2 separate regions of the Mus musculus genome follow, and region 2 is linked to region 1. Evidence: chromatin contacts called from ENCODE Hi-C or POLR2A ChIA-PET data. All regions are on one chromosome and are shown on one strand. Each heading gives the region's core, a stretch centred on a gene start or an enhancer-like site at or near the end of the contact. The rest is flanking DNA. Distances are from core to core; before and after follow the strand shown. Region 1 holds the start of Islr (immunoglobulin superfamily containing leucine-rich repeat). Region 2 holds the start of Islr2 (immunoglobulin superfamily containing leucine-rich repeat 2).

Region 1 (6,519 bases), core at 1,015-3,514:
AAACCCTGGGGTCAGATCCCCCCTGCTTTGTTGAATCTGAATGTGTGTAAGCCTCCAGGCTCTGCTTATCCAAACTCTCCCACACAGTAAGCAAGGTAGAAGAAAAGGCTTCCTGGGGCAGGAGAGGCAAGAAGGGCACACCTAAAGGAATCTATAATAACTTCCCTAGCTTCAGACTTGGTGTCTGCAAGCAACACTCTGGGGTCTTCAACAGCTTCATGACAAGCAGGGGAGGTAAGGAACCGTGGTGGGGCTCCTCATACACTTCTCACCGATGACAATACCCACTTCCCCTTGGCTTCACCGAGAGGGCAAGCAGAGTCTATCAGGTTAGCAGACAAGAAGAGGAAGCATGGGCGAGGGCAAGGAGGGGGGAGACAGACAGGTATAGTCTGTGGAGGGCAGAGGGGTCCATGCTAGGAGGTGTCTTTCAGTTCTCCTCCAGCTCCTTTGACTTGAACCTTTTCCTCGATCCATTCCTACCCATGGTCCTTTATGCTTGAGAGAAAGGTCTCACATCCGCCCCACAGGATGTAGCTGCCCCTTTCACATAGTGTGGGATGGTAGATTCCAGAAGTAGCAACGCTCACCATACTGTCTAGCATGTTACAGGACTTCAACACCAAGGGGACTGAGCCACAGGGACTGTTCCTGAGATGAGGCCCCGAAGCCTTGCTCTGAGTGCTGGGTCCTGGACCGTGGAACCTCTTTGTCTGCAAGCCAGGGTGTTCAGAATCCCCAGCCAGTGACACCTCTGCCAAGGCTGATTTCTGCTCTCTGTCAGGCATGCTGTCATCTCTGTCATCTTGCCTGCACATACAGCCCACTCAGTGTGGGGCTGGGCTGCTGCCTTGGGAGCTCCCTGCCCAACAGCCTCAGACTTCAGGATATATTTACTTAAAAAAAAAAAAAAAAAAGCTTAACACTTTGGCTTCTCGACCAGGGGTTAGAGCTTGGTGGCTATTCCCTACACTTTGGTCCTTACAGTTTTCCAACAAGAAGCCCCAGCACACACACACACACACACAGAGAGAGAGAGAGAGAGAGACAGACAGACAGACAGACAGACAGACAGACAGACAGACATTAAGAGAGACACACAGGAATACATACTCACGAAAAGACTAATTCATGTCCAAATACAAACCACCATCACACAGTCCCACACAGACACACACATCTCCTACTGCATATCTCTAATATACAGACTTATCCACACACAGTGACATCCATCCACTCCCCACTACCACCAAGCCCACAGTGCACACACAACAGCACACACAAACACCAACACAGCCAGGCAGGAAGAAGGGGCTGCTTTTTTTTTTTTTTCTTGTTGGAAGCGAGGTTAGAAATTTCCCACTTTCCATGAAATCCAGTTTCTCACCCTTCCCCTATTTAAAAAAAAAGCCAAAAAAACAAAAACAACCCAACTTTCTGGCCTCATCTTTTCTTGGGTCCTACACAGATAGTGCTGTGACTTTAAGAAGTTGGAACTTCAGAGATGAGGGAGAGAGAGAGAGAGAGAGAGAGAGGGAGAGAGAGAGAGAGAGAGAGAACACATGAACAACCCCAAATTTGGCCTCTTTCCCTGTCCAGTTTCTAGTGTCAGCTATGAAGCAGAGTCCCTGTTGCTGAAACTCAGTTTCATTTTGTTGAAAGGAGTCTAGCAGCACAGAGCCTTCCCCCGCAGCCCTGCTTAGAGCTGTCCCGTGCACCCTGAGCCGGGTGTGCAAACCAGCCAGACCCCTCCTCCAGCAGTCCTGGTCCTGTGGACTTGCGAGCAATCCAGTCCTTAGATGCTTTGGTTCCATCTTAAAAGCTGTTAAGCTTGACTTCAGAAGAACAGTTTGGAGGTAAGTCAGGAAAGAAGGGGCCCCCGTGGCTGGGAGCGAGGAAGCTAGGGGTGTGTTTTTAGCACATCCCTCTGGGTTTGAGGGACTTGGAACAGGCTCCTGCTCAGAGCATCTGCTTGGACAATCTCAACCCCAGAATTTCCAGCTGCATTTGAGCTGAGCCTCTGGCCCCCCTGCCTTAGCTGAGAGGTCCTAGCTGGTTTATTTAGGCAGCTGCCTGGGATAGTTTGAACAGAACAGGCCACAGAGTGGGAGGGGTGGAGGGTGTGTGTGTGCATTGCACAAGGGGCCTTGTCTGGACCAGGGAAGCAAAACATACCTATGGGGGGCTCTAGTGGGAGGAGCTGTAGCCAGGATGTGGGAGGGCAGAAGGGAGGTTCTGTGCAGTGCGGGGGGAAGGGGGTGGCTGGAAAACAGATTTCAAGTCATAAAGTCAGCTAGGAACAGGCCAAGGCAGAAAGAGCTGTGTGCAAAGGAGAAGCTGGGGTCCACTTCCATCTTGTCTTCATCCTGACTGACTGCACACACGACCTTGGCAAGTCCCAGCCCTCCTCTGGGCCTCGGTTTCTTCTCCTGTTGGGGTGAGGGTGGTGGGTTAGGTGGTATTGGATTCTGGCTGGGTTATGTGGAACAGGGCCTTCTAACGGGGAGAGTTTGGGCAGGGATCTGAGGAGGGACAACTCCTTTCTATGAATCCTAGGCTCACCCGGGTGGCATGCCCTTCCCCGTAGGACGTACCATGCGGGCACTGTGCCTGCTTTGTTGGGCTGTTCTCCTGAACCTGGTGCGAGCTTGTCCAGAGCCCTGTGACTGTGGGGAGAAGTATGGCTTCCAGATTGCAGACTGTGCCTATCGTGACCTAGAGGGTGTGCCACCGGGCTTCCCGGCCAATGTGACCACACTGAGCCTGTCAGCCAACAGGCTGCCAGGCCTGCCGGAGGGAGCCTTCAGGGAAGTGCCCCTATTGCAGTCGCTGTGGCTGGCACACAATGAGATCCGCTCGGTGGCTATTGGTGCTCTGGCCCCTCTGAGCCATCTCAAGAGTCTGGACCTCAGCCACAACCTCCTCTCTGAGTTTGCCTGGAGCGACCTGCACAACCTCAGCGCTCTGCAGCTGCTCAAGATGGACAGCAACGAGTTAGCCTTCATCCCTCGGGACGCCTTTAGCAGCCTCAGCGCCCTGCGTTCCCTGCAGCTCAACCACAACCGCCTGCACGCGTTGGCCGAGGGCACCTTCGCACCGCTCACCGCGCTGTCCCACTTGCAGATCAATGACAACCCTTTCGACTGCACCTGTGGCATCGTGTGGTTCAAGACATGGGCCCTGGCCTCAGCGGTGTCTATTCCAGAACAGGACAACATTGCCTGTACTACACCCCACGTCCTGAAGGGTATCCCACTAGGCCGCCTGCCACCCCTGCCCTGCTCAGCTCCCTCAGTGCAACTAAGCTACCAGCCCAGCCAAGATGGAGCAGAGCTACGGCCTGGCTTCGTGCTGGCACTCCACTGTGACGTGGATGGACAGCCAGTCCCCCAGCTCCATTGGCACATTCACACCCCGGGCGGCACGGTGGAGATCGCCAGTCCTAATGTAGGCACTGATGGACGTGCCCTGCCTGGTGCCCTTGCAACCAGTGGGCAGCCACGCTTCCAGGCCTTTGCCAATGGCAGCCTGCTTATCCCTGACTTTGGCAAGCTGGAGGAGGGCACCTATAGCTGCCTGGCCACCAATGAGCTAGGCAGTGCCGAAAGCTCTGTAAATGTGGCATTGGCCACCCCAGGTGAGGGGGGAGAGGATGCTGTGGGGCACAAGTTCCATGGCAAAGCAGTGGAGGGCAAGGGCTGCTATACGGTTGACAACGAGGTACAGCCATCCGGACCGGAAGACAACGTGGTTATCATTTACCTCAGCCGTGCTGGGCCCCCAGAAGCTGCAATAGCAGCAGACGGGAGGCCTGCGCAGCAGTTCTCTGGCATACTTCTGCTAGGCCAAAGCCTGCTTGTTCTCTCCTTTTTCTACTTCTAACTACACCCTGCCCTGGTTGGCTAGAGCAGCTCCAGGGCCTTCCTAACTCCCCCTGATCACGTTCCTGCCAATGTTCCGTCTTAACACCACGAGGTCTGGAATTGGTGAGGCCTGAGGTTAGCCTGGGGACTTCACATTTTCCTATCACCTTTTCTAAGCTCATCCAGGCCGCTCATTACTCCAATTTGCAGATCTGCTCAGAACTAGCAGCTAGGATAGAACTATATCCCAAAACTCATCATCTCTAGTGCTAGTTGCTGCTAACAGCATTGCCTGTGCTCCTAGCAGGGGCAGCCTGCTAACAGGGCAACAACAATGTCTTAACCTGACCTACTTTGAGAGTTCTAGCCATGGAGGTAAAGAGCTTGTGGAGGCCATCCAGGTGGGCACTGGGGCTGGGCTAGAAGGGGGTCTGGAGTGGCCAGTACAGGATCTGGAAAGGAGGTACCACGGGCCATGGCTGGGCAGGCTAAAAGCTTTCCTGTTTTTAGATGCTCTCTGATGAGATATGGAAATCATCCCTCACTGGGCCTTTCTCTCCTCTCACCCCAAGCCCCACAGCATGTGCCTGCCTCTTGAGACACTTACTCCCCCTCCTCCTCTGAAGAGGCTAGCCAGTCTGGGTAGCAGAAAAATAAATAAATAAATAAATAAATAAATAAACAAACAGCATTTCTGATGCTCTGCTTTCATCTGCTTAGAATTCTGTTGGGATCAAAGACTCTTTATCAGAGGGTGGGATGGCCATATGTGAGAGTTGTGCCAACACAGGACAAGAACCAGAGGACATATGTGGCATGGAAGGGGAGCCCAGACTCATTACTAAGCCTTAACATGTACCAAGCTGCAGATTTACTGTCTTCAAACTAGCCCATGGGATGAGGGAGACAGAAACTTAACCATTGCTTTCTGCATTTTGTAAAGGGTTTGTAAGGTGGTGGGAAGGCCTGGGCTGTAGCCCTAAGAAGAGTGTCAGGAATAGAGATGTATATGGTTGGGGCCAGATCGGGCAAGAGGAAGGAAGGAGACTGAAGGAAGGTTGGGGAAGCAGGGGACAGAACACAAGGAAGAAACTGAAGACAGGAGGAAGGAGACAGGAAAACACAGTGCACCCAGGCTCTCTCTTCAGATACCTGAGGTAGGACTGAGAGTTGGAGGTTAGTCATAGCAGCGAGGATGTAAATAGTTCTGCCAGCAGAGATGCTGCAGAACTCCTTGTCTGTGCTAGGTCAGAGGGGTCTCCCTACTCCCCACCTTTAAAGACTGGATGTATGCTCATAGGGGTGAAGACCTTCAGGGGAAGGCCTGGCCTCGTTCCAGAGCCCTAGGACTGCTGAGCTCAGCAGACTGAAGGCAAGAGATTGAGTCTGAGTAGCAGCTGTGAGTTTGGCAGCTGGCCAGCCCCTCTCCCATAGTAGTGTCCACATGTGGGGCCTCCTTTCTCCCTCATGCTCCTCCAACTTGCAGCTCATGTCCAGTCCTTGTCAGCATCAACCAGCCAGGGCCAAGAATGTCTTCACGTCTGAGAGAAAGCACCAGGATGGAGCCAGGTTCCATATGCTGTGTCCCTGGGGTAAGTTACTGCCCATCTCTGGGTTTCAAGTGTGTCAGAACTCAAATGACAAAGGGCAGGCCAGGAATGTAACTGTGTTGTCAGAGTGCTTGCCTGGCATGCATGCAGCCCTGGAGTAGTGGTGCATGCTTCAGGGGGTGGACACTCAAGAAATAGTCAGGAAAGTCAGATTCTTATTCTGCTCAGCAAATTTGAGGCCAGCCTGGGCTACATGAGAGCCTATTTCTCCCCAAAGCACAAAGACAAGGTAGATAAAGGTCCGACTGACTGACCATTTAGACTTGACAGTTCTGACTTGGAGTCCAGCATCCATGCCCACTCCACTCACCACTGAGCCGGCTAGACATCTTGGAGATCCATGCAGCATTTAATTCTAGCACCTGGCACCTACCACGTGTGGCAGAGCAGCATGGGGACTATTGTGTCCCAAGTGAACTAGCTACTCCTTTGTTTTGGGGCTCCTACTGTCCATAGAGTATAGCAAGAACTTCCCATCCAGCTATGGATCCTCTGACTGGCTCCCCACATGTGGTCCACTCCTATCTGTGCCTTCTTGCATAGCCTGCGAAGCTGCATCATCTTCGTCTTTACATACCCTGTGCAAGCCCTTCCCCCAGTATAACCTTTTCTTAGTCTTCATTTGGTCTTCACATAGAATCAGTTTTCTACATCACCTCCTCCAGGAAGTTTTCTTGATTTTTCTCCCACCTTCAGAGTGAACCAGGCCCTTTTCTTTTACCATACTGTCCTAGGTGCCCTAGATGTGTGACTGTCTCCTTGTTAAGAGCAGAGGCAGAATCAGAGTGGTCCTCCTGTGACTGTGTAGATTGCTGATAGCCCACATAGAAGGCATTTTGCAATAGGCTAAGGAGGGACTTAGAACATGCTTTCTCTGGCCCCTGGGCAGCCCAGATCGTGGTTAGGAGGCACCTCTGGTGACCTGTGCATGTGGTTGACCTATGGTTGGTAATAAACAGGCATGATTTTGAGGGTCCCTGATCCAAACAGGGTGAACCACGTCAAGAGCATCCCCCTGATTCATGCATCTTCCGTCTCGTCCAAGA
Region 2 (6,519 bases), core at 1,079-3,578, 44 kb before region 1:
GCTTGGTAAAAAGCTTGTCCCTGAACTGAACAGATTCTGAATCGGAAGCCCTCTGTTTTCCAGCTTGACAACTTTTCTGTCGCTCATTCCCCCCCCCCCCCTTTACTGCACTCGCCTGATTAAATACTTGTTCCTTTAAGATCAAAGACGTAGGGCAGGGGTGGGAGGTGGGAAGTGTTTCTATGCCGTCTCTCCTTCCCTAGGTATTATTAACCGTAAAAGCAATCGACGGCAATTCTGGGCGGCGCCAGGGCTCTGCCTGCCGTCTTCTAGCAGAGCTCAGTGGTTGAATCAGGAATTGCAGCTCCTACCCAAGACCCTGCGGACGCTGCTAGCGGCGACTCCGGCTGGCCTTGTCTGGACCGGCACTGGGTTCTGCAGGGTTGAAGACGGGGTAAGGGATGTCTTCTCCCTGGTGCAAATTCGGGCAACAGAAGCATTTTTCGGGAGAGTGGGTGGGAAGCTGGGTTCCACGGGAATCAGTACCCCAGCCAGCGTGGTCGCCACGCCCTTAAACTATTCTGTAGACGCTGGAACCGCCCTCTCTACAGGGAGTCCCCTGGTTTCAACCTCTTTAGGGAAGAAAGCCAGAGTTGGGAGAGCTTACCCCAGACACTCCTGCACGTCCGTGCGATCGAGAGAGCTCATGAGCCCATTCTTCCTTCCAGCCCTCGGCCCTTCGCTCCTCCTAAGTTATCCCTCTGCAGGCTTGCGTCCCTCCAAACTCAAAAAAAGAGAGCTGACTAGAAGTAAAAATCGGATGAGTGGATGTTCACTGGCGGAGGAACGCCCACGCCTTGCGTCTTTCTCTCCCCCACCAGGAAAGTCCTCAGGATTCTCCATCCCAGAACACTAAGAACAGCAGAACGTCCCTCTGCTGCCACACCCTCTTCTGGTGCGAGGCACCCCCCACCCCCTCAAGGTTGCTAGAACATGAACAATACGACAGACATTCCTCTTACTTTGCAGACAAAGAAGTCGGTATCGGGCGGCTATTCCAAATCTCTGAGGCCTTGTCCCAGGTTAGAGCCTTGTGCTGGACGGCCTCAGACGTACAGGATTCCAGGCAGGGAGGAGTCAGAGTTCTCATCTCCTCTCCCTTCTCAAAGACATCTTCCCTGGATCGCTCAAGCACCCTCTCCTGGTTCGGTCTGTGGGGTTTCCAGGCCCGAGCAGGTGTGAAGTTCTAGATTCCGAACTTGGCTGAGTTTGTGGGGGTCCCATCAGCCCGTAGCCAGGAGTAGGAAAGAGGGAGGGACCAAAGTGAGCACACACCAGTGTGTTCATATTTAATTTACAAAGGAGCCTCAGAAACCCTGCCGGGTGGTCCCTTTAGATGCAGCGTTCTTCCTGCATCTCTCTGCGCCCCCCTCCCTAGCTCATTAAAATGCTTAACACTCAAATCGGGGTATTGATCTCTGCAGAGGCCCCAAACACACTGCCATCCAACCAAGACAGAAGACTGACTCTGATGAGGGCTGGGAGACCCCAGCACCCCAGTATTACAGTGTATATGAAAGAGAAGGAGGGGACTCTCTACACATCTCTCAAAATCTATGCCCCCTTACCAGTTCTGGCTAGCAGCTCTGTCTCCTGGGATGCCATAGGCGGGGGAGTGAGATGATGCATTTTAGTCAAATCCCTAGACATCCCTTGAAATTCTCCTGCTCATCGCTAAAAGAAATGTCCAGGGTTTGCCAAAGAGAACAGCGAGTCCCGAGTCTGCTGAGGCCAGCTGTTACATGAGGGTGTGAGATGGCAGGGCGGTGGCTGCTGCCTAGGCTTTCACAGTGTGTGTGTGTGTGGGGGGGGTGCGAGCATGCAGGGGTTGATGGCCAGCTTGCTAGAGATGCTGAGAGGATACTGAGGAGCGGGGTGGTGGTGCAGGAAATGCTCAGGGGTTGTAAGTCCCTAGTCCACAGCACTCAAGAGGAGCAAACGGTTTTTGTAACTATCCTGGTCCCTGTAGCCACTATTAGTGGGCAACCTTGGTGTCCTGTTAGCCCGCAGCAAGCAAGGGCAGAGTGAGACACTTGGGTGAGTTCAACCTAATGTTTTAGGAGCTCAGAAGACACCCACTCCACTGTGAGCACTAGGTAGCCCACGGGCAGTGGAGTGCACGCGCTGGTTTTGCCACAAAAGACCTGAGCGTGGAGTTCAGGCTCAAGAGGCTGAGCAGGGTCTGCGATGGGCTGGGGAGGTGGGCGTCTCCTCTCCGCGCACCCTGCAGGGCTGCGCCTACTAATCTGGCGAATTAGTCTGGCGGTGATTGGGGGTGGAGGGGAACCAGGATTTGTATCTGCCCAGATCCAGGCAAAATATGACAGAGAGGGTGAGGCGTTCTGCTAACACTATCAATTATGCATCGTGTTGAACGAAGCTTCGGGGAGGGGGAGGCTAGCAGGCGGCAGGAGGAAAAGGGTCCGGGAGAGCCAGGCAGCGCAGTTCAGCAGGTCCCACTGGAGGTCTTTCTGCGCCACTGCTTGCTTTGGAGAGGGGGGAAAAAAGTGTTTAAAGGCAAAGACACGCCCCTCCAGTCCTATGCTTTTCTTTCTCCCAAATTCCTCAAAGATGGTTTGTCTCACGTGTTGCGGGGCGTAGAACGGCTCGCATTCAATTAGAAGCGAAGCTCGCGGGCGCTGGCGGGACGGGCGCGTGAGGGTGAGTGAGCGTGGATATTTGTGTGCGCGCAAAAGAGAACGGTGAGTGTTTGAGTGAAGGTGTGCTTGTGAAAATGTGTGTGAAAGTAGGGAGAACTTAGCGCGTTGACGCGATTATTACATGTTGACGAGTAGTTCTAACCTGTGAAAGTCATGTGAAGATGTGTGTGTGTGTGTGTGTGTGTGTGTGTGTGTGTTGGGGAGGGGTTTGGAGACATAAGGAGGAATAGTGACAATGTCATCGAATGTGTAAATGTGGGGAGAAGTAGAAAATGGGTGCTAGGGGTACGGTGGGCTGGAAAGGGCGGAGCCTTGGGCTATGGGCGTATGGAGCCCCTTGAGACCGACAGGTCTCAGCCTGAGGTGAGTAGAGGATCTCTATGGCTTTAACAAATGTAAACGCAGCACGAGGTGGGAGACTGTGCGCGTTCCCGCCGAGCACGGGGGCGCGCGACCGCTCTCAAACCTGCAATCCTGGAGAAGTAGGGCGAACAGATAAGGAAAGAAAAAAATTGAAGTAGGACTTTGGGGCCAAGGGGAGTTCTTTCAATGCACTCCCCCTTTCTCCCCACCGCCACAGCAACAGATGCCAGAAGCTCCCTTAGACTGTCACCTGAGTCTGGAGACCGGCTCGCAGCCCCACAGCATCACACTGCAAGTCAGAGAGCAGCAGGTAAGCAGTGGAAGGGCCCCACAACCTCAGTCCACAGGGTCGATCCAGCCTAGTCAGGGTTGGGTGGCTGTCTGGGAGGAACAGGGAAGGGAGGTGCCTCCTTTAGGAGCAAAAGCAAGAAGGGACCCGCTAATCTCAGAGACAGGGTGTAGGAGAGGGTCTTCCAAGACTGACAGGACCCTCAAGTTGGGGCAGGGAGTCTGTGTTAATATATTTGTATGTCTAGAGACAGGGGATGCACTCAGGCGTCTTAAGGCTCTAGAGGGAAGTATAGAACCTTGGACTGTCTCCAGGCTTATTAGCTAGAGACTGTTCCCTAAAAACCTGTGGGCAGAGGGATTCGCCTGGGCTCTGTGAATCCAAAGAGGAAGCTTTATTGACTGTTTCCACAACATGCCTGCTCTAGTCAGGGGGTAGGATTTTCTTCTCAGAGGAAAGCATGGTTGAGCAGTTGTGACTTCCTGAGGGGAGCTGCAGCCCAGGGCAGGGAGGTGAGAAGGCAAAGTGGGTGGAGGCTGCCTAGATCCCCCACACCACACCTCACAAGTTCTCCATGTTGCATCGGCTAGGGGTTCGGTCTCAGAGTAGGGCAGTGTGGCACCTATGTCTCTGAGTGTGGCTGGTTCACATGAGGACTTGTGTCCCTGTGCCTGTCCCTTCTCACTGTACACAGGAAAGTGCTTTGCTTCCTGGTGGAGAACACTGTGGTAAAGCTGCATTGAGTTGGGAGAACAATGAGGTCCCCAGGGTATATTGTGTAGATGTTTGGGTTGCCCGTATTTTTGTGTCTATATAACTCATTGTGAACCTCCTAACAGAGTCTCGCTGCCTTGTAGTGGGATGCAGCAGGGAGATGCCTGAGTTTTTGTTTGCGCTGTTGTTGCTTGTGAGGAAGTGTGTGCGAGTGCTATGCGTGGGACAAAGGATTCCGAAGAAGACAGTTAGTCATGAACGAACATCTTTCTGCATCTCCATTTCACTGAATTAAATGAAGATAGAGAAAGAAGGGTCTGTATGGGGCCCATTGCAGACCACAAGCTTTGGAGGGGGCAGTTCCAGATAAGGGGATAGATGGGAGCTGGGGGTGGTGTGGGGGAGGATACTTCATGCCCTCTGGAGAAACAAGACAGTTTCTGAAAGCAAGCCTTCATTGAATATGCAGGCTTTCACTGGTCTCAATTCAGTAACCAAGGTGTCTGGAGCCTACATAGGTTTAGAAGGTAGAGTTTGTTAGGGGAGGGAGAGAGGTGTGGCATAAGTGACCATTTCCCCCTTCACCTTGACTTCCCTCTGCAGGAGTCACGATGGGGCCCTTTGGAGCCCTGTGTTTGGCCTGGGCTTTGCTAGGAGTGGTCAGAGCGTGTCCCGAGCCTTGCGCCTGTGTTGACAAGTACGCCCACCAGTTTGCAGACTGTGCCTACAAGGAGCTGCGCGAGGTCCCAGAAGGACTGCCAGCCAACGTGACCACGCTTAGTCTGTCTGCCAACAAGATTACGGTACTAAGGCGGGGGGCCTTCGTCAACGTCACGCAGGTCACTTCGCTGTGGCTGGCTCACAGTGAGGTACGCACGGTAGAGTCAGGGGCATTGGCAGTGCTGAGTCAGCTCAAGAACCTCGACCTAAGCCACAACCTTATATCCAACTTCCCTTGGAGCGACCTTCGTAACTTGAGCGCGCTGCAGCTGCTGAAAATGAACCACAACCGTCTGGGATCGCTGCCCCGGGATGCACTCGGCGCGCTCCCGGACCTGCGCTCTCTGCGCATCAACAACAACCGGCTGCGTACCCTGGAGCCCGGCACGTTCGACGCACTAAGCGCGCTGTCTCACCTGCAACTCTATCACAACCCCTTCCACTGCAGCTGTGGTCTCGTGTGGCTGCAGGCCTGGGCAGCGAGCACCCGGGTCTCCTTACCGGAGCCCGATTCTATAGCGTGCGCCTCGCCCCCTGAGCTGCAGGGCGTGCCCGTGCACCGCCTGCCCGCCCTGCCCTGCGCACCCCCCAGCGTGCGTCTGAGCGCAGAGCCGCCGCCTGAGGCACCTGGCACCCCTCTGCGCGCAGGCTTGGCTTTCATGTTACATTGCGTCGCCGAAGGCCACCCCACACCCCGCCTGCAATGGCAACTTCAGATCCCGGGTGGCACTGTAGTCTTAGTGCCACCGGTTCTCAGCAAGGAAGAAGATGGAGGAGATAAGGTGGAGGATGGAGAGGGTGACGGAGATGAGGACCTGCCTACGCAGACTGAAGCGCCAACCCCAACTCCAGCACCTGCTTGGCCAGCGCCTCCAGCCACCCCGCGCTTCTTGGCCCTCGCAAATGGCTCTCTGTTGGTGCCCCTTCTGAGTGCCAAGGAGGCAGGCATCTACACTTGTCGTGCACACAATGAGCTGGGCACCAACTCAACGTCCTTACGGGTGACGGTGGCTGCAGCGGGGCCGCCAAAACACGCTCCTGGAACAGGGGAAGAACCTGATGCGCAGGTCCCGACCTCTGAGCGCAAGGCCACCACTAAGGGCCGTAGCAACAGCGTCCTGCCCTTCAAGCCTGAAGGCAAAACCAAAGGCCAAGGTCTTGCCCGAGTCAGCGTGCTTGGGGAAATCGAGGCAGAGCTGGAGGAGACAGATGAAGGAGAGCAGATGGAAGGTCAGATCCCTGCAGATCCGATGGGAGAGAAGCACTGTGGCCATGGGGACCCCTCTCGCTATGTGTCTAACCATGCATTCAACCAGAGCTCAGATCTCAAGCCGCACGTTTTTGAGTTGGGCGTCATCGCGCTGGATGTAGCAGAGCGTGAGGCTCGGGTGCAGCTGACGCCTCTTGCTGCGCGCTGGGGCCCTGGGCCAGATGGTGCTAGCGGAGCGCGGCGGCCGGGGAGGCGGCCACTGCGCCTACTCTATCTGTGTCCTGCGGGGGGTGGCACGGCAGTTCAGTGGTCACGAGTGGAAGAGGGGGTCAATGCCTACTGGTTTCGCGGCCTGCGGCCTGGCACCAACTACTCCGTATGCCTGGCACTGGCGGGCGAGGCGTGTCACGTGCAGGTGGTGTTTTCTACCAAGAAAGAACTGCCGTCCCTGCTGGTTATCGTGACCGTGAGTGTTTTTCTCCTGGTGCTGGCCACCGTGCCCCTGCTGGGTGCCGCCTGCTGCCATCTGCTGGCCAAACATCCGGGCAAACCCTACCGTTTAA

Evidence for each region. A loop is a pair of places that touch in the nucleus more often than their neighbours do. ChIA-PET counts read pairs that join two places held with the same protein, here RNA polymerase II (POLR2A).
Region 2: POLR2A ChIA-PET joins it to region 1 with 21 read pairs in Patski. The contact joins the promoter of Islr2 here to the promoter of Islr in region 1. A Hi-C loop is called at or near these places in 4 of 37 maps with a recorded cell type or tissue (all left cerebral cortex). POLR2A ChIA-PET finds 5 or more read pairs at or near these places in 2 of 5 experiments (Patski and embryonic stem cell).

The regions. Positions count from the first base shown.
Region 1 is chr9:58,154,299-58,160,817 of GRCm38, reverse strand. It overlaps Islr (immunoglobulin superfamily containing leucine-rich repeat), which reads left to right and starts at 2,264. Exons shown (of 2, transcript NM_001195431.1): 1 at 2,264-2,391; 2 at 2,588-4,554. The coding sequence starts at 2,596. The coding sequence ends at 3,882.
Region 2 is chr9:58,198,094-58,204,612 of GRCm38, reverse strand. It overlaps Islr2 (immunoglobulin superfamily containing leucine-rich repeat 2), which reads left to right and starts at 2,328. Exons shown (of 3, transcript NM_177193.5): 1 at 2,328-2,661; 2 at 3,241-3,333; 3 at 4,630-6,519. The coding sequence starts at 4,638. It also overlaps the pseudogene 1600029O15Rik.